Linked DNA regions of Homo sapiens: all the other regions are linked to region 2. Evidence: chromatin contacts called from ENCODE Hi-C or POLR2A ChIA-PET data. All regions are on one chromosome and are shown on one strand. Each heading gives the region's core, a stretch centred on a gene start or an enhancer-like site at or near the end of the contact. The rest is flanking DNA. Distances are from core to core; before and after follow the strand shown. Region 1 holds the start of HYCC2 (hyccin PI4KA lipid kinase complex subunit 2). Region 2 holds the start of FAM117B (family with sequence similarity 117 member B). Region 3 holds the start of TRAK2 (trafficking kinesin protein 2). Region 4 holds the start of NIF3L1 (NGG1 interacting factor 3 like 1).

Region 1 (4,842 bases), core at 743-3,242, 1.6 Mb after region 2:
CCGAGTAGCTGGGATTACAGGCGTGCACCACCACACCCGGCTAATTTTTTGTACTTTTAGTAGAGACTGGGTTTCACCATGTTGGTCAGAATGGTCTCGATCTCTGGACCTCATTATCCGCCTGCCTCGGCCACCCAAAGTGTTGGGATTACAGGCGTGAGCCACCGTGCCCAGCCTAAGAAATATGTTTTTAAAAGAACCTTTATAGCCACATTGTTTATTCTCTCTCCCAACTGTAAACAACCCAAATGTCCAATAACAATAGAAGGGATTATGGTATAGTCACACTGTAGAATATTATACAACAAAAAACTACATGCAAAAGTGTGATTGAATCTCCACAAATATGGATAATGAGCAAGGGGTGAGTCAGAAAAAAATACACATGCACTCTGAACCCATTTATATAGATTGAAATGCCTAACAATTCATTTTTTAGGAATTCATCATAGACGGAAAAATTAAAGTAAAACAAGTGAGTGCTTAGCACAAGTCAGGATAATGGTTACCTCTTGGTGGAGGAGATGGAATCACAGAAACATACTGGGAGATTCTAAGGCAGTGTTTTTCAACCAATTTTTAACTATTGTCCCTGTAAGGAACCTTTCTAGACATTTTATTCCTAATCACACCCCCCGCCATGAAAATTTAACACTACATATATACTGTATAACTGTTTATATACTGTGGCCCTTTGGAGGGACACAAATCATTGTAGTAACTAAGATTCCGACCCCGGCCCCACCAATTTTCAACCCCTTGAAATGTAAAATCACCCCTGTTAAGACTGCATGTTCTAAGTTATTGGCAATGCTTTATTTTCTAATCTAAGAGGTGGATACAGGAGTGTCTGCTTCTGTTAGTTATAATTTTTTAAAATGTATGTTTTATACACCCTTCTGTATATATACTTGACAATAAAAAATAAAAATAGAAAAATTGACTTAAATTGTGCTGAGGACTGAAAAATGGTGGTTATTTCCGTTTCAGAGCAGCTCAAATAATAACAGTAAGGAAATTAGTTAAATAAAGAAAAAACATGCAACCAAAAATTTTAAAAGCTATCTATGTCTGAAGTGAATCTAAAAGTCTCATGAAGATCAACCTCCACTAAAGGAAGCTGGCTCTAAGAAAATGTGCTGGTATCCTTTCCCTAAGAAAGAAATAAGAAGATAATGCTACTTCCACTACATGCAATTTTAGTTTACCGAAGACTATCAAGTATATATCTTAACTTCCTCGTATTAAAAACTGTGATTATATGAATATTAGAACATAAAAAACAAATGAACTGTTATTACTTTTAGTGATGCTGTTCTTCTGCCTTTGCGATCCAAAGGCAAACAAAGACAATTTTGCGTGTGGCAGAAGCGGGAACAAGCACCTGGATTTAACAACTACAGTAATGATCACTGAATCCTCCAACCACCTCTTCCTACCCCAACTCTAAACTAGGACTTCATTAGTTCTCGCCTGCTAGTTCTTTGATCTCCCTCCCAGCCTCCCATCCTTCTCCATTTAGTCTCTCCTTTTCTGCACTCCCCAGAATAGAGTCTAGCTCTTAATCCTAATCAACGGGCCTCCCACCAACTCCCTAATTTACCTGACAGCAATCTGACCTCTCAGGACACTCAACTCTGCAACCGGAGCCAACCGGAAACGGAGGTTGTCACCTCGAGTTTCTCACGGCAGGAAAGCGGAGAAGCCGCTTAACGTTCCGATACTGGGTTAGAGATTCCTGAATCAGGTAGAGACTACATGAGGGACGCTGGAAGTCGATTATTTTCCCAGTATATGTGCATCCTCAATCTGACTGAGGTAACAGATACTGTAGAAAAGAGAAGGGCGGGGAAGATAATATGTTGTCCTTGCTTGGGGACGGAATCCTTAGACACCGCACACAGGGCGGGGCTGCCGGCATACTGCAGCCAATAAGGGAGGCTGTTGTTGAGAGCGTGTTCTCACCCAATGAGAGGGTTGGTTGTTGCGCTGCAGTTGGCAGGCTGCTGCGGGAGGCGGCGGCGGTAGGAAGCCGGAGACAGCAGGGTGACAGGTAGGCGGCGGTGCTGTCTTTGGGGGAGGCAAAGTGCTAGATGAAGAGGGGTTTTCTTCTCCTTCGGCCGCGGAAACTACAGACGGGAGCTGGCGAGGGTGGTCTGGAAAGGCGGTAGCCGGTGTGTTGGTGGTCCCGGAACCTCTCGTAAACCAGGTAGCATCTTGGGAGGGTCGTGAGGAGGAGAAGGCGGCAGCCGAGGCGGGTGGAAGCCGAGCCTTGTGGGGCGACGTGGGGGCCCACCTAGGGCGTGGGGGCTGCGGTGGCGCCAGCAGAGAGGGAGGAGAGGCGGGAGCAAGGCGGTGTCGTGAGGGCTGAAGGGATTCTTTGCACAAAGCCCCAGGCGAGAAAAGGACACGGCATTGAAGACAGTTAAGAGAAATCCCAGTGATTGCTTCTTAGGGCCATTTCCTGGGGGTGGTGAGGGGGAGCGGAGAAGAAAAATATTTACTGGCGGTCAGATTCTGAACACTCATTATTGCTGTACATTATGTAATCTTTGGCTGTTATTTACCCAAACAACTAGGTTGTCCCTCCTGGGAGAGGAGGTCTTGCAACCTATTAATGTGTTAGAACACTTTTTTCATTGGCTTGAGTGCCATTTACATTGGCAGGTTCTCTAGGCGAAGGGTGGTAGCATGGAGGATAGAGTAGTCACGAAGAGCTTATCCCAATTATGGACTTGACAGATACTAGTTTGCGATGAATGTGGCCAGGTTCATGTTTTGTAGTTCGTGAATTTATTTGAGGGTCAAGGCTGACAACATTTTTTAAAGATCTTCAGAAAAGTGGGGAATCCTTTAAAAATGTACAGTAGGAGCTCAGTGTAAGTTGGAAAATGACTAGAAAATTAGTTGGTAGATCCCTTCCTCCCCCCAGGATATTGTGGAAGTTAGGGACTGTGCAAATAAGGTGGTGGTCTGAATATGGGGAAAAAAATAAACTTTTTTTTTTTTTGAGACGGAGTTTCGCTGTTGTTGCCCAGGCTGGAGTGCAATGGCGCGATCTCGGCTCACAGCAACCTTCGCCTCCCGGGTTCAAGCCATTCTCCTGCCCCAGCCTCCGGAGTAGCTGGGATTACAGGCATGCGCCACCACGCCCGACTAATTTTGTATTTTTAGTAGATACGGGGTTTCTCCATGTTGGTCAGGCTGGTCTCGAACTCCGGACGTCAGATGATCCGCCCGCCTCGGCCTCCCAAAGTGCTGGGATTACAGGCGTGAGCCACCGTGCCCGGCAGAAAAAAGTCAACTTTTAAGTAGTTTGTTCTGTAAGCAAGTCTGAGAAGCTACTTATGAATTATTTATTAGGTTTAAAAAGTGGACTCTGAACCTCTCGGACAGAGGCAAAATATATTTATAGATATAATTAACTAAATTATCTTATTTAAAAAAATTTTATAATTCATTGTTTCCACAATAAAATGTAGAATTAAAATAGGAATTCTATTCAGTATGTGTTATGGAAGGGCAAACGACATAAAAACTTGATTTTGTAGGTCATTGAAAAACAATTTTGAGAGCAGCACTGGAAAATGATTTTAAAAGAAGTGTTATAAATTTCTAAAATGTAAGGTGTTTGAAATATTGCCTTTAGCTTAGGAGATAAGGTCTAATGTAGTGTCAGCAACTCTACAATTTTCCTAAATTTATTTCGGTACTGCATGTCAGAAAAACTTTATAAGATGTGATTTTTTTCTATTAATGGTAATTTATATTCCTATATATGAACCTAAATCAAAATTTCATTTTTTCTCAAAAATTTAATTGGGAAAGAGGTGCATCATTAAAGTTGTTTGTTCCCAGATGTTCTCAGTACTGAGACATTTGTCAGTGCTTTAGATAAAAATTTTTATTGATGTTTGGTGTTTTGTTCTTTGTCTTTTCTCCTTTTCCAAGAATAATGCAATCTCAGTCACAAAGAAAATTTCTGGTTCTATTTTAGGTGGAATTCTGTAGTGTTTTGAGTACCAGTTAAATCTTTGCTTTTATGCGTGTGTGTGTGTGTGTTGCTTTTATGCGTGTGTGTGTGTGTGTGTGTGTGTGTGTGTGTGTGTGTGTGTGTGTTTCTTCTTATGTAACCAGCCTACTAGAGCTGTCTTAGAGAACTAATGGCTGATTTTGAATGGCCAGTAGGTGTCATTGTAGAATGCAGTAAGTTGAGTATCGAGTAGGAAATTACCAAGTAGCTAAAGAAACACTAGTCCAAATTAGCATATAGTGTGGTTAGATGATCGTTTATACGTTATAGAAGTTCTCTCTGATGAAACATTTCAGTATTGGAGCTGTTTATAAGGAATTTGAAACAATGATTGTAAAGGAGTTTAATTGTTTGCCCTAAAATAGACCTTGAAAGTGTGTTTTTTAGCCCGGCCCTTTAACTGTCTTGACATGCAATTCAGATTTAAGTTTGATTATTTGCAATACAGTTTTGGCATCTTGTAGTAGTTTATTAAGTTCTAGAATGATTGAAATTTTCAGCTTGACTGAGTCTTATAGAAAAACCAATGCTACATAGTGAAAAACTGATAAAATATGGGCAGAAGTTTCAAAACTAGTTATCATACCAGTACTTTGTATTGTTCTTTTTTTTTCCCCTTAGAGATCCTTGTTCCGAGTTACTGTTCTTTTAAAGCCAGAACAGAAGATTTTTTTGTCTGTCATCGTCTGTGGCTTATTATCTTTTTTTTGATTTCCAGAATTGCTTCTTTTTACACTTTATCTGGTCAGTAGCCTATGTTCTTTTCTTGGGATGTGGAACTGAACATTTATCACTGACTAAAATGTAGT
Region 2 (4,988 bases), core at 1,674-4,173:
AAAAAAAAAAAAAAAAAAGTTACCTAACTAAGTACATGTAATTTTGGTGTGCTATATATTTCCCACATTCTATCTTACACATCATGATGTCACTTCCTTGATATAATATAAAGACATGGTCTTTGGAGTACAACTGACCAAAGTTCAAATAAATACCAACTCTGCCACTTGTTACTTAACCTCTCTAAAAGCTATAGTGAGGGTTAAATGAGATTTTGCATAAAAACCACCTGCCAAATAGTAAGAGTTCAGTAGGTGACAGAGGTTATGAAGCAGGGAGGGGAAATCTAGTACTTTTATCACAGTTTTAGAAAAGCATTCTGCATTCTCAAAAGGTTTAAAATAGTGCTCTGGGCTGGGCAATCCTAGCACTTTGGGAGGCCAAGGCGGGCAGATCACATAAGGTCAGGAGTTCCAAACCATCCTGGCAAACATGGTGAAACCCCATCTCTACTAAAATACAAAAATTAGCCGGGCATGATGGCGGGTGCCTGTAATCCCAGCTACTCGGGAGGCTGAGATAGGAGAATCGCTTGAACCCAGGAGACCATGGTTGCAGTGAGCCGAGATCACATAACTGCACTCCAGCCTGGGCAGCTGAGCAAGACTCCGTCTCAAAAAATAAATAAAAATATAAATAAAAATAAATACATAAATAAAACAGTGCTCTGGTTCTAATTAGAAAACACTATTCGGGCCGGGCGCAGTGGCGCATGCCTGTAATCCCAGCATTCTGGGAAGCCAAGGCGGGCGTTTCACCTGAGGTCAGGAGTTCGAGACCAGCCTGGCCAACATGGTGAAACCCTGTCTCTACTAAAAATACAAAAATTAGCCGGGCATGGTGGCGGTCGCCTGTAATCCCAGCTACTCAGGAGACTGAGGCAGAATCGTTTGAACCCGGGAGTTGGAGGCTGCAGTAAGCCGAGATCGTGTAACTGCACTCCAGCCTGGGCAACAGAAACTCTGTCTCAAAAAAAGAAAATACTATTCATCATTTTCCAGGGCAATTCTCTCTAAATAAGTATTATCTAAAACTTTCATAAAATAAATAGTAAGAAAGAGTCATCCTATTCCTTCCATTTCGGAAACTATTTCATCTGAATTTGTTTCCTGAAATTCCCAACCATTCTGCCTGGAAAATTCTAACAGAAGTTCCCCAGACAAGGAAAGACAAAGATATATGTTGACAAAAATGAATACGTAAGTAAAAACCACCCATTTCTTTCCTTAAGGCAACAAGATTATAAATTTTATTCCTTTCCACTTCCCACAATTTGAATTTCTCTTTTGAGTTACTCTTTATGAATGACTCCATTGGCACCCAACAGCTCCATTCAGGACCTTCCCCAAGAAAGCTTCCAGGTAAACAGAAAAACAACGAATGTTAGCTCCCTAAAACAATAACAAGATGGAGACAAAACACTGGATTCTGTTTTTCTACATTCAAAACACAGAATCAGTACACAAAATCAGAAATACACCCAGAGCCTCAGACAAAACCCATAAACCTTCCTAAGGAATCTTGTTTAATTTTCACTTCTTGCTACCCATTTATCAAGTCTTAGGAAATGCTAAAACACGGTTCTCAGCCTCCTCTGTTCAGTGATCCAAATCTGCCACTGCTAATGCATTCAGTACCCCAGATCTGAAACTGTTTTGTGAACAGAAATACTTAGCAGCAGCAGATATGGGCTATGCCAACATTAACCTTGTCCCTAAAACAAAGTGACAAACCACTCCTAGCCTCACCCTCAAGGGAGGGTAAGCAGTAACGACTCCTCCAGGAGTAAGGCCAGGAAGCCAGGTTTATCATTAACACTCATCAGCTCAAGCCCAAGGTTTAGCCGCTGCACCTCCACCACCAGGGAGCCGTGCGGGGCGGGCAGAGGGGTGAATGAGGCGGGCGGGCGGGCGGGGCGTAGGGTAGGCCCGGGAAAGGCGGGGCCGCACTGCCGGGTCCCCCACCGCCCGGCACCGCCCCCAGCCCCGCCCCCAGCCACCCGGGCTCCGCGGCAGCTCTGCAGTCCCCGCGCGATTGCAGCGCGCGCCCGGGACCCCTTCCCGCAGCCGCCTCCCCCTTGCTGCGCGACCCCCAGCACTTACCTGCTTTGCAAACCGGGGCGCTGGGGCTCCTCTTCTCCGGCGAGCTTCGGCTCTGCTCCGGAGACCTCCTCCGATGCCGGACGCGGGCTGGGGGTGGGGCCGCGCTCACCTCGCCGGTCCACAGGTGGGTGGGCGACGAGCTGGGCGACGACACGGTGCCCAGCAGCGGCGGCGGCGGCGGCGGCCGTGGGGGGCTCCCGCGAGCTCCAGGCGCGGCGCTGCGCGTGGGGCTGGTGCCTCGCGTGGACGTCGCGGACGCGCCCGTCTGCGTGGCCACCGTGGGGCTGGTGCGCGCGGCCGCGTTCCCGCCGCCGCGCGTGGGGCTGGTGCTGCGCGAGGCGGTGCGCGGGCCACCGCCGCCGCCGCCGCCTGCGGGGCCTGAGGCGCCACCACAGCAGCCACCGTTGTTGTTGCCGCCGCCGCCGCCGCCGCTCCGCGTGGGGCTGCCATGTTGCTGCTGCTGCTGCTGCTTCAGCTGGAACGGAACCGTCGCCCTCATGGGCTGCAAGCGGCTCCCGGGTCCCCCGGCCGTGGCCACCGCACCACCCCCAAGGGAGCCGGCCGGCGTGGGGGACCCATTGCGCCTCACCCGCTGGGACATGGTCCCCCCCCTCCCCGGTGACTGGGCGAGACGGGGGGTTTTGTTGTTGTTGGGCTGCAGGGGGAGGATTCTCGAGGCCGGAGGGCAGGCCCCCCAAGACGGGGTGACGAAGCCGGACTCCGGGGTGCAGGGGGAGACCGGGCCGGGGCAGGCAGCAACGAGGTGGTGCAGCCGCCGCCGCCGCCGCCGCCGCTCCTCATCAACAATAGTGTCTCCTCTGCTGCCCCCGCCCCCCACGATCGCCCATTGGTGCAGCGTCAGCCGCGCTCGAGCCGCTCCACTGCTCCCATTGGCTACGAGCAGCTCGGGTCCCGGGCCCCCGAGGCCTTGAGAGCCTGGGTGTGCGCGGAGACCGTCTGCTCTTTAAAGAGAAAGAGACCCGCCCCCCGCGGGGAGGGAGCGGAGGAAATGGGCCCTGTGTGTATGTGTAGTGTGCGCGCGTGTGTGTGTACACGTGAGTGCCCGTGTACGCGCGCGCCTAGCCACGCGCGCCTTTCCTTTCCCGCCGGGGGGAGCCCTGGGGACTCAGACTCTGGAAGGTTGCCAAAGGAAATGTCCAGACCCGGAGCAGTTCCCAGGGATGGTCTGAAGCCTTTTCCGCATAACTCATTTCCTTACCCCAGTGTTCACTTGTGTTCACCTGTACGCGCATCTCGTTCGGGCTTTTATTCTTAATGTTTTTGTTCTGCCCTAATTCCATCTACCTATGGGCAGGGCTCAAAAGGAGAAGAAATTTAACTAATCTTACTGGCATTTTACGCCCCTCTCCTTTTATTTTTTAGAGCTCTACAAAGAGGCAAATCTCAGAAAGATTAAACTTGCCTGTTAGAATGCGATTTTAGATAGTATCTATAGAGTTCAGTTACCACATGTTATTCCTACCCTCCTGTATCTCAAGTAATCAAGACTATTTTAATCAGCTGCTTCGCTGTTCCCTGATACCTTGGAAGGATGGCTGCTACCTTACCAGTTTGTAAAGTGCTATAGTTTACAGAGGGCCTTATTTGATTCTACACGATCATTGTTTGAGACAGAACTGGGACAGCCATCCATATTTTTGTCTAGCGGAGGAAACAAGTCTTTGGTGTGGCAAAGACTCGGGAAGGCAGGCAGTGACACTATTTCTAAAATGACCTAAAGGGCTCCTCATCAAGAAAATAAAAAATGGTGGAGCCAAAACCTACACTCCCACCTGTCTGGCTATAAATTGCCTATCCATGACCTCTTTTCCCTCTACTATTTTTATTAGTTGTACATGCTAGACAGATTTCGTCGTGTAAAAATGTGGGAGTGGAGGGCATAGTATGATTCACTCTGGACCTGAAATCCTACTGGGTCCCTTTGCGCGGTGGTGGAAGGCCTTTTTTTTTTTTTTTTGAGAAGAAGTCTCTCTCTGTCACCTAGGCTGGAGTGCAGTGGCGGAGTGCACTGGCTCGAATCTCGGCTCAGTGCAACCTCCGCCTCCCGCGTTCAAGCAATTCTCCTGCCTCCGCCTCCCAAGTAGCTGGGATTACAGGCGCGTGCCGCCACGCCCCGTAATTTTTCTGTTTTTAGTAAAGAGGCGGTTTCACCATGTTGGCCAGGGTGGTCTTGATCTCTTGATCTCATGATCCGCCCACCTCGGCCTCCAAAAATGCTGGAATTACAGGCGTGAGGTGGAAGGCTTTTAAAGACCTAGAGAGGAGGCCGGGTGTGGTGGCTCATGCCTGTAATCCCAGCACTTTGAGAGGCTGAGGCGGGCGGATCACCTGAGGTCGGGAGTTCGAGACCAGCTTGACCAACATGGAGGAAACCCCGTCTCTACTAAAAATACAAAATTAGCCGGGCGTGGTGGCACATGCCTGTAATCTCAGCTACTCGGGAGGCTGAGGCAGGAGAATCGCTTGAACCCGGGAGGCAGAGGTTGGAAGGAGCCGAGATCGTTCCATTGCACTCCAGCCTGGGCAACAAGAGCGAAACTCTGTCTTAAAAAAAAAAAAAATTAAAAAAAAAAGACCTAGAGAGGAAATTAAAATCCCATGACCACCACTTACTCTGTGACCTTGAGTGGATCACTAGCCAGTCTCCTTATCTGTAAAATGCAGTTAAACAGTACCATGTGCTTCATACTGTTGTTATGATTATTAACCAAGGATGATATGAGAATGTGGTGTGTAGAAGATGGTCAGCACTTCCAGAGTCTCCATGTGATTCAGAGACCCACATCTCTCCTTACCATCCATTCCCCTTTCTCCTCCTCTCTCCCCCTCCACAGAGAAAGCCCCAGCCCCTTAGCCCAGGAACC
Region 3 (4,920 bases), core at 84-2,583, 1.2 Mb after region 2:
AACCAAAGGGCGCATCTTCTAGAACACGGGTTTTGAGTTAATTTAGGCATTCAACAGAGGCCACTGTTACAGGGAATGCAAAAATGACCCGATGTAACTCTTTGTTGAGCTTTAAAATTACTGTAATTTTCAAAGTGATCTTGGGAACCCATAAAATCTTAACAAAGATCATAGCGACGCACAGTTCAGGAGAATTTTCCAAGCTTAGTGACTCATGCGTTCAACAAATCTTTACTGAGCGCCTACTGGGTGCCAGGCACCGTGCTAAGCAGGCGCCGTGTTACACATCCGTATCAAGTTTTGGGGAAAAGGTACTTGACAAAGACCCAGCAGGGAAAAACACAGCGTTGAATTGAAAAACCGAAGACAAAACGACACTCGAGTATTTAATTTTGTAAAAGGTTCCTTCCTAGTCCTGCTATGGGGGACTTTGCAGCGAACTTGCAGAAGGCGGCAGATAGAGCTGGGGTCTGAGGGTGTCTTCGATATGGCAACTCCCCAAGCCCGAGAGCGCGGCCAAAGGTGAGGGGTGCGGGGAGAGGGCGCCCGGGCGGCCTGGGCCCCGCGCACCTGGCACGGCCGGCACGGCCAACCCGGCAGGCACCACTGGGCGGGCTGCGAACCCGCGGCCCGGGCCCCGCTGAGCCCGAGCTGCACTGGCGCAGTGGCTGCTCGCCACCTCGGGCCGCATTCTTGCCACGGCTCCCGCCAGCCGCCGGTGCTCGGGCTGGAGGTGGGCTAGCGCGTTCTGGCCTCTGGCTTCCCGGGCGTGCGCGGACCAAGGCTCACTCCCTCACACGTCCCCCACCGGCCCCGACACCTTCCCTTCCCGGGCCTGCCTCCCGTCTTTACCCTAGCGGCGACCACGGCCAGCGACTCTCTTCAGGCTGCCAGCGGTGCGGACAGGGGCGGGCGCCAGAGCCCTGCTCGCGGAGGGGCGAGGCGAGCGCTCTAGGCCCGCTCCCGGCGCGGGGCGCGGGAGGGCGGCGAGGCCGCGACCGGGGCCGTGGGCTTGGAACTCTGCACCAGTCCCAGGCTACCCGCTGGGAACGCATTCGCCCCACCCGCGCCGGGGTCGCGGCCCCGCCTCCCTCCCCGGGGCTGGGCAGCGAGAAGGCGGGGCCTTCGAGCTTGAGGCGGGGCGGGCAGGAAACTACAATTCCCAGCAGGTCTTGCGCTGGGGCCGTGGAGGCCGCTGGGAGAGTGGCTCTCCTTTGGCTTCCCCAATTGTGTGGGGGCTGCCATTGACCCGGTGTCGCCGCAGAACCGAGGTCGCCGAGTGATGATGTTGTGAAGTCGCCCGCCTGTCCCTGCCACGCCCGGGCGGTTGCTGGCAGTGGGAGCAGCGGCAGCAGCTTCGGCTGCTGCTTTCAGGCTGCCGCTGCATTAGGGGCTTCCTGAGGAAGCGCGGGCGGACGACAGAGGATGCCGAACCACTCCAGTGAGTAAGCTGTCCGCGCAGAACCCGAACTTGCCCTTGACAACTTCCCCGGAAAGCGGAGGGACCTCCTCGTCCCAAGGTCCTCCGGTACCCGGAGGTCACGCGCGGACGTCGGAGCCGGAGGCTGGGTGCTGGAGGGCTGGGTCCGGGTCCCGCGGTGAGGCGTGGGTTGTTTCCTAAGTGTGGGTGCAAAGTAATGGGCGCTAGGCGCTGGCGTCGGTATTCAGCCCAGCTGCACATCTGAGGCTTGGCAGCTTCTCATAGCGCCTTATCCTCTGCCATACAGCATCCATCTGGAGCCCTGTCTTTTAGGATGAGTGGCTTTAGGGTCGGGCATTAAACCTTAAGCTTCAGTCGCCATCTGTGATGTAAGTGGGAGGAGAGGGTATTGGAAAGAGCTCTTTCTGGGTCAAATAGAGTTGGGCTTTTCTTGCAATTGATTTTGAGCCAGATGCCACATATCTTGAAAAAGAAAAACGGCTGACTTTAGTTTGAAGCGTAAATAATAGATATTCGCACATGTCCTTTTTAGTAGCAGCCCAAAAATTGAATTTCAACTTAAAAAAAAATCTGCGTCATAATAATAGGGATGTTACTTGCTCTTGCTCATGCACCTTTTGCTTAGACCTGCTGTTTCTACGTCAGAAAAAAAAAAAAAAAAGGTAACTTCACAGGATATTCATCAAGTTGATGGAATGGACCATAGGAACAAAAGGAACACTTTCAGTTCTTGGTCTCCGTAAATCTTCCCGACCTTTAGATCTTTGCTGTTGACTTGGAAGTCTGAGGTACAGTAGTCTCCAAATAGCAGGTTAATGGTGGTGACATGACACTTAAAAACAAATTGTGAAGGACATTTGGAGGTGAGAAAGGTCAGGGATGAAGACATTTTATCATCCTAGCAGTTATTCCAACTTTCTTTTCTTTTTTTTTTTTAAGACAGAGTCTCGCTCTGTCGCCAGGCTGGAGTGCAGTGGGGTGATCTCGGCTCACTGCAACCTCCGCCTCCCGGATTCAAGCGATTCTCCTGCCTCAGCCTGCAGAGTAGCTGGGACTACAGGCGCGCACCACCACGCCCAGCTAATTTTTGTGTTTTTAGTAGAGATGGGGTTTCACCATGTTGGCCAGGATGGTCTCGATCTCTTGACCTCATGATCCACCCGCTTTGGCCTCCCAAAGTGCTGGGATTACAGACGTGAGCCGCCACACCCAGCTCCAGTTTTCTATTTTTAAAATTAAGTAATGTCCAGCAAGTCTCAGACATTTAGCAAGCACATACCATGTGAAAGACAGTGTTTTGTTATCTTACACACTTATTCATATGATGGAAGAGGTTTGTTAGAAAGAACCAACATTTGGCCGGGCGCTGTGGCTCACTCCTGTAATCCCAGCACTTTGGGAGGCCAAGGAGGACAGATCTCCTGAGGTGGAGAGTTCAAGAACAGCCTGACCAACATGGAGAAACCCGTCTCTACTGAAAGGAAATACACCAGCCTGGCCAATATGGTGAAACCCCGTCTCTACTAAAAATACAGAAATTAGCCGGGCGTGGTGGCACGCGCCTGTAGTCCCAGCTACTCGGAGGCTAAGGCAGAAGAATTGCTTGAACCCGGAGGCAGAGGTTGCAGTGAGCCAAGATTGCACCCCTGCACTCCAGCCTGGGCAACAGCGAGACTCCATCTCAAAAAAAAAAAAAAATTAGCCAGGCATGGTGGCACATGCCTGCAGTCCCAGCTACTGAGGAGGCTGAGGCAGGAGAATCGCTTGAACCCAGGAGGCGGAGGTTGCGGTGAGCCAAGATCGAGCCATTGCACTCCAGTCTGGGCAACAAGAGTGAAACTCAGTCTCAAAAAAAAAAAAAAAAAAAAAGAACCAACATTTTAGTATTTGCAATCTGCCAGGCACCCCAGGTGGGAGCTCTTCATACTTTAGCTCACTTAATCACTTTAACAAACCTATCACACTAATCTGAGGCTCAAAGACTTGCTTATGTAACAAGGGGAGATTTAAATCTAGATCTGCCTTGCTTCCAAGTCACAGATCAGGTAACTAATACGTACTTCAGAAATTATAGACTTTAAAGGTTGAGTGGTTAAAGAGGATTGTCTAGTGTTATTGTCTAAGACTGGTTCCAACACACACCTTGGACATCTGGAATAAGTCCTGAACCCCTGCTTTAGTACTTTTGAACAAACTGATTCTCTCTGCCTACAATTCCCATTTCTTACTGAACTGCTCAGTAAGACCCGAAAAGCCCATTCCAAATCCATCTCACTTATGTAAGAAATTATAAGACTGGACTTTTATCAAAAGGTTCTTTTCAGTTTACAGGTTTTGTGAGTCTGCAAATAAAAATATGACCCTGCTGGGTGTGGTGACTCACACCTGTAATCTCAGCACTTTGAGAGCCCGAGGCAGGAGGATGACTTGAGACCAGCCTGTTCAACATAGCAAAACCCCATGTCTACCAAAAATAAAAAATAGCTGGGTGTGGTTGTTTGTGCCTGTAGTGCCAGCTGAGATCAAAGGATCCCTTGAGCGATGATGGCACCACTGCACTCCAGCTTGAGTGACAGAGTGAGACGCCATCTCTAAAAAAAATTAAAATACGAGCAGAGAAGTGTTATTCTCCACTGAAACTTTCTTTGCTTTAGTGCCCCAAATATGTTAAATACCAGTATAAGGAATGAGACAGATAATGTCTTATTTCATGTTTATTGTGAGCTCTCATTATATTATCTGTACCAGTTTTGAACCTCTTTAGTTACCATCCTGTTTAGTTGGTAAGAAATAGGAGGCAAAAAGGTAATAGTCACATTTAAATGACTTAGTAATTAAAAGAACTAAATTATTCATAGTTGAGTCATTATCTGTTCAGATCTGCAGTGTTCTTATAATAATAGGAAACATTTATGTAATACTATGTGTTAGATAATGTTTTACCTATATTAACTTATCCTCACAATAGCACTGAGGTGTTTTTATAGATAGGCAACTAAAGCAAAGAGAAGATAGTAAATATACCAAAGGTCATGTAGCTACTACATGGTAGTACTGAGTGTCAGAGAAGACAAGATCAAAATCTGTAATCTAACATTTATTGAGAACCTACTGTGTACCAGCCCCACAGCTGGGTGCTTTCATTATGAGTTAGTCATTTGTCTTTACAACTACCTTATTTAAAATGGAAGTTCAGCATGTAATGACTTGCTCAGAGTCACAGATAAGTAAACTGTGGAATCAGGATTTGAACCCATGCTTGTCGTACTTCAAGGTTCCTGTTCTTTCTTTCATTTTCCTTCAGTGATCAAATCTTTATTAAACACCTTCTGTGTGCCACACACTGTGCCAATGCTAGGAATTTAGTCTTTGCTCTTAAGGAATGTAGTTTGAAGAAGGAAAGAGACAATTAACATAGTGTGTTGAGCAATGGGATCACAGCTTGCCGAGGTACTTTGGGAGCACAGAGAAAGAACACT
Region 4 (4,894 bases), core at 1-2,500, 1.7 Mb after region 2:
AAAGATAATGCTGTCAACCCCATTCTTAAACTTACCACTTATAAACACTTTTTGAAGAAAAACATTTCATAGTATGCACAATAAGAAAGCATAGCCAACTGTAAATTTGATGAAATATCCATAAGTCAATTATTCCAAAAGCAATTTTTCAACATTTCTATTTAATGAGATGAAGATGCTTGTTTAACACATTATTTGAAGTGATACAGGGTCTCCAAAAACCACTCGAGGTCTTGGAAGTTTGTTTTTGTTTTTTTCTTTTTGACACAGGGTTTCACTAGGCGCCTAGGCTGGAGTGCAGTGGCGTGATCTCAGCTCACTGCAGCCTCGACTTCCTGAGCTCAAGCAGATCCTCCCACCTCAGCCTCCTGAGCAGCTGGGACTACAGGCGCTAAACACCACACCTGGCTAATTTTTGTATTTTTAGTAGAGATGGGGATTCGCCATGTTGCCCAGGCTGGTCTCAAACTCCTGCGCTCAAGTGATCCACCTGCCTCGGCCTCCAAGAGTACCGGGATTACAGGGGTGAGCCACTGCGTCCGGCCTTGAAAGATCTTCTAATGGTCCTCATAGTACTCCATTCTCCAGCATTTTCTACATCTGGCAAGCTCGAAAGTGAAACCCTAGTGGGCCATCATGCAGGTTTTGAGTTATTTACTGTTACAGATGAGGAAACTGCGAAGCTACATGGCCACAGTCAACAACGACAACAGAAGGCAACATAGTATGGCGGTTAAGAGCACCGACTCTGAAGCCAGCCTGAATCCTAGAGCCAGAGCTGTGCAACAGCAGGTAAATGACTTATCCTGTGCAGTTTCCTCCTTAATGGAAATAGTGCCCAGGCCACAATATCGCGAGATTTACACGTAAAGCTGGAAACAACTCCCGTCCTAGAGTAAGCACTGTTTACTATTAAGCAGCATCAGTAGGGCCCCTTTGCAACCTGCAAACCGCTCCCTCGACGTTACCTCATCTATGCCTCATTTCAGTGCCACTTCAGGCCTTTTCCAGGACAGTGAAAAACCACGAGACACAGCCAGTTAAGTCTGAGTCAGGACCCCTGTCCCACTAGTGCGCTGTGCTCTGGTGCGGCAGGGCAGTTTTCTGACCCAATCTCCTCTTCTGCTGTCCTCTGCAGCACCAAGATAACAATCACAGCCGGCCCCAACCGGCACCTACCGCGAAGGTCACAACTACACTCGCGGGTTTTTAAATCGCCCACTACTCACCAGTCCCGGAAACTTCTCTGCGTCACTTCCGGTCCCGCGTCGGCGCTCCGGATGCTGTGGCACTTGGCTCCCCGTAGCGGGAGAGCTGGGCGGAAGTGGTCCTTTCCGTTTGGCAGCCGAGTGTAAAGCATTGCTTGAGGTTGCCCAGGTAGTTTCGCCTTACACTTCTTGTCCCAGTGCAATTATTAGTAGAGCTCCCTTTCACTGTCAAATTTCCGGTTGGGGATAAATTGCATTGTCGTTTTGGTTTGAGATAGGAAGATGAGGGGAGGAAGGAGGTGAGGCGGTAAGGGGCGTTCTCTCTCTTGGGTCCCGCGCCCAACTTCCGCTGGCCCAAAGAAACTATAATTTTGAACCAACAGACCTCTGCTGGCATCTGCGATTGCATTTTTCCTGTTTTAACAACGGCTGTGCTAGACGAAGTGGTGAAGCCCAAGTATGGAGTAACGTCATTAATTCTTTCATTCACTTATTCGAATGCTTGCTGAGTTCTGTGTTGCTACTGGTTTAGTTCTTGGGATACTGCGAGTGAACAGTGGGCGGCGAGGCTGTTGTTGCAACGTCAGAGTAAAAGAAGGACCCTGCACGGCGGCCTCCCAGCACTTCGGGAGGCCGAGGCGGGCGGATCACCTGAAGTCAGGAGTTCGAGACCAGCCTGGCCAACACGGCGAAACCCCGTCTCTACTAAAAATACAAAAATTAGTCGTGCATGGTAGCGCGCGCCTGTAGTCCCACCTACTCGGGAGGCTGAGACACGACAATCACTTGAACCCGGGAGGCGGAGGCGGAGGTTGCAGTGAGCCGAGATCCTGCCGCACTGCACTCCAGCCTGGCGACATAGCGAGACTCCGTCTCAAAATGAAAAAAAAAGAGAAGTTCATAGTATATTAGTGATAAGTGCTGTGGTGGAAAAAAAAAAGTTCATAGTATATTAGTATAAGTGCTGTGGTGAAAAAAAAAAAAAGCGAATTTCATAGTATATTAGTGATAAGTGCTGTGGGAGAAGGAAATAGGAATGTCCTAGGGCTGAAGGGCTAAAGCAGTTCTGTGTAGGATTGTCAGGTCAGTTAAACTTGACATTTAAGCAGAAATTTGGAGGTGAGGAAATTAGCCGTAGAGATGTCTGAGTATAAGAATTCCAGGCAAAAGGGACACCCAATGCCTGGACCCTAAGGGAAGGTATCTGGGTTATTGGGGGACTTGCAAGGAGGCTCTTGAAGAAGAGCAAGCCGGGCAAGTAGGAGATTGGGAGGCTTGAATCGGGTAGGATATCTTCTATAGCCGGGTTTTTATTACCTAGGGGATGCCATTAGAGGATTTTTTTTTTTTTTTTTTTTGACGGAGTCTCGCGCTGTCACCCAGGCTGGAGTGCAGTGGCGCGATCTCAGCTCACTGCAGCCTCCGCCTCCTGGGTTCAAGTGATTCTCCTGCCGCAGCCTGCTGAGTAGCTAGGACTACAGGCGCCTGCCACCACACCCGGCTAATTTTTGTGTTTTTAGTAGAGACGGGGTTTCGCCATGTTGGCCAGGCTGGTCTCGAACTCCTGACCTCAAGTGATCCACCCGCCTCGGCCTCCCAAAGTGTTAGGATTATAGGCGTGAGCCACCACGCCCGGCGAGGTTTTTATTTAAAATGTTCAGTAAAGATGAGCGTGTGTGAGTTAAGACAGGAAAATGAGCCTAATTCTTTTTTTCTTTTGGGACTAGAGACTTATTTTTGAGCTCGCTGTAAGACTGAGAAATCACGTAGTCCTTCCTGAAACCACTAAGAGGAAAAATGGTAAGTTTTGAGCAATTTTTATCTAATGTCTTTCATTATAAGTAATTTTTAGAAATTCAGTCAAGGGCAATAAAAGTTCATGGAAATTGCAGTGGCAAGATGGAGAAATTGTATAATATAGAAGCACTTAATATGGAATAATTCTTTTAAAAAATACACAAAATTGCTTTAAAATTCTTTAATGTTGTCACTTAAAATGCACAGAATTTACCTTTTTTTTTTTTTTTTTTTTTGAGTTTCACTCTTGTCTCCCAGGCTGGAGTGCAGTGGTGTAATCTCGGCTCACTGCAGCCTCTGCCCCTGGGTTCAAGCGATTCTCCTGCCTTAGCCTCCCCGGTAGCTGAGATTACACGCGCCTGCCACCACGCCCAGCTAATTTTTTGTATTTTTAGTAGAGATGGGGTTTCGCCATTTTGGGCAGACTGGTCTCGAACTCCTGACCTCAGGTGATCTGCCTGCCTTGACCTCCCAAAGTGTTGGAATTACAGGCGTGAGCCAACTCGCCCAGCCAGAATTTACCTTTTATGGAGAAAGATTGATTACAAGATAGATAGAAATGGAAAGGGAGAGTTGAAGGAGCAGAAGAGAATAGACAGGTCTGACAATTTTAATTGGATTATTTTGCTCTAGATCTAAAGTGGGCAACTAGGCTGGGCACAGTGGCTGACACCTGTGATCCCAGCACTTTGGGAGGCGGAGGTGAGAGGACTGCTTGATCCCAGGAGTTCAACACCAGCTTGGGCAACACAGTGAGGCCCCCGTCTCTACTTTTAAAAAAACAATTAAATAAAGTGGGCAACTAGAACCTGAAGTAGAAAAAGGCAATGAGAATAGTGCCCTGCTTCTCCCACACACATCTTTAACCTGCTCATACTCTCTAACTGCTAGGCCAGGCGCGGTGGCTCACGCCTGTAATCTCGGCACTTTGGGAGGCAGAGGTGGGCCAATCACTTGAGGTCAGGAGTTCGAGACCAGCCTGGCCAACATGGTGAAACCCTGTCTCTACTAAAAATACAAAAATTATCTGGGTGTTGTGGCATATCCCAGTAATCCCAGCTACTTGGGAGGCTGAGGCAGGAGAATTGCTTGAACGCAGGAGGTGGAGATTGTAGTGAGCCGAGATCACGCCACTGCACTCCAGTGTGGGCGACAGAGCAAGACTCCACCTCAAAAAAAAAAAAAAGGAGAAATGAAAAAGGAACCCTCCAAATTGTTTTCTCCCTCTCTGGAATACAGTATCATATCAAGGGGTATACAGGTTACAGAAAAACAGGTACAACAAAAACAAAAAGCAAGCAAGAAAGCACTGTGGTTATCTCTGCACATTTAAGATTTAGAAACACTGACACTTGTTATATTTTTGTTAGTCGAGAAAGGAATTATTTTTTAACCCTATTTCTCAGAATTAAATTACCTAAGGAAAATGGTGGAAATTATGTTTTGAAAAATCATTTTCTCATCATTTTTCTATAAATAAGGATGTTGGTGAATTGCCATGTACATCAATAATACATAACAATTGTTTTTATTTTTCTTGATAAAAAATTCAAAGTTAAAATAATTCTTTCCATCAAAATATTTACTTCCAAATTTTTGTCATGGATACTACTTAACCCTAACATTTATATTCTGGAGTTTTTTCTCTACTGTTGGGATCAATTTTGAGAAAAAAGTACAACTTAACCTCTAAGAGCTGCTTTGTGGATGGGTCATCTCTGAAGCAGTATTTCTGTCTGTTTTTATTCAGATTATCATCTTGAATATCCACACAGGGAAATAAACAATGCATAAAGTCACCTAAATAAATTTCATTTGTTCTCACATTTTCTCTCCTTTTTAGTCTGTGACACTGCATACAGATGTAGGTGATATTAAAATTGAAGTCT

Evidence for each region. Hi-C counts contacts between places; a loop is a spot of excess contacts on that map. ChIA-PET counts read pairs that join two places held with the same protein, here RNA polymerase II (POLR2A). Pooled maps may share reads with other maps.
Region 1: a loop to region 2 is called in a pooled map, with 6 times the contacts of the local background. The contact joins the promoter of HYCC2 here to the promoter of FAM117B in region 2. A Hi-C loop is called at or near these places in 5 of 50 pooled maps.
Region 3: a loop to region 2 is called in a map of CD8-positive, alpha-beta T cell, with 4 times the contacts of the local background. The contact joins the promoter of TRAK2 here to the promoter of FAM117B in region 2. A Hi-C loop is called at or near these places in 1 of 168 maps with a recorded cell type or tissue (CD8-positive, alpha-beta T cell), 1 of 37 single-sample maps with no recorded cell type and 7 of 50 pooled maps. POLR2A ChIA-PET finds 5 or more read pairs at or near these places in 1 of 52 experiments (GM10248).
Region 4: a map of naive thymus-derived CD4-positive, alpha-beta T cell shows a loop between it and region 2 (26-fold over the local background). The contact joins the promoter of NIF3L1 here to the promoter of FAM117B in region 2. A Hi-C loop is called at or near these places in 1 of 168 maps with a recorded cell type or tissue (naive thymus-derived CD4-positive, alpha-beta T cell) and 7 of 50 pooled maps. POLR2A ChIA-PET finds 5 or more read pairs at or near these places in 1 of 52 experiments (CD4-positive, alpha-beta T cell).

Annotation. Positions count from the first base shown.
Region 1 is chr2:201,068,821-201,073,662 of GRCh38, reverse strand. It overlaps HYCC2 (hyccin PI4KA lipid kinase complex subunit 2), which reads left to right and starts at 1,992. Exons shown (of 13, transcript NM_001321623.1): 1 at 1,992-2,053. NDUFB3 (NADH:ubiquinone oxidoreductase subunit B3) reads right to left here and starts at 1,662. Exons shown (of 3, transcript NM_002491.3): 1 at 1,604-1,662. RefSeq lists enhancers at 1,140-1,763, 1,900-1,989, 2,010-2,279, 1,764-2,389, 2,380-2,519.
Region 2 is chr2:202,632,904-202,637,891 of GRCh38, reverse strand. It overlaps FAM117B (family with sequence similarity 117 member B), which reads right to left and starts at 2,923. Exons shown (of 8, transcript NM_173511.4): 1 at 2,104-2,923. The coding sequence starts at 2,704. RefSeq lists silencers at 1,876-2,315, 2,416-2,465, 2,656-2,885.
Region 3 is chr2:201,447,871-201,452,790 of GRCh38, reverse strand. It overlaps TRAK2 (trafficking kinesin protein 2), which reads left to right and starts at 1,333. Exons shown (of 16, transcript NM_015049.3): 1 at 1,333-1,441. STRADB (STE20 related adaptor beta) reads right to left here and starts at 1,051. Exons shown (of 12, transcript NM_018571.6): 1 at 853-1,051. RefSeq lists a silencer at 481-1,160 and enhancers at 1,191-1,720, 1,124-1,978.
Region 4 is chr2:200,885,727-200,890,620 of GRCh38, reverse strand. NIF3L1 (NGG1 interacting factor 3 like 1) reads right to left here and starts at 1,250. Exons shown (of 7, transcript NM_001369441.2): 1 at 969-1,250. It overlaps PPIL3 (peptidylprolyl isomerase like 3), which reads left to right and starts at 1,544. Exons shown (of 7, transcript NM_130906.3): 1 at 1,544-1,665; 2 at 2,936-3,008; 3 at 4,849-4,894. The coding sequence starts at 3,006. RefSeq lists enhancers at 467-716, 975-1,719, 1,607-1,856, 709-1,908, 1,977-2,026 and 1 more.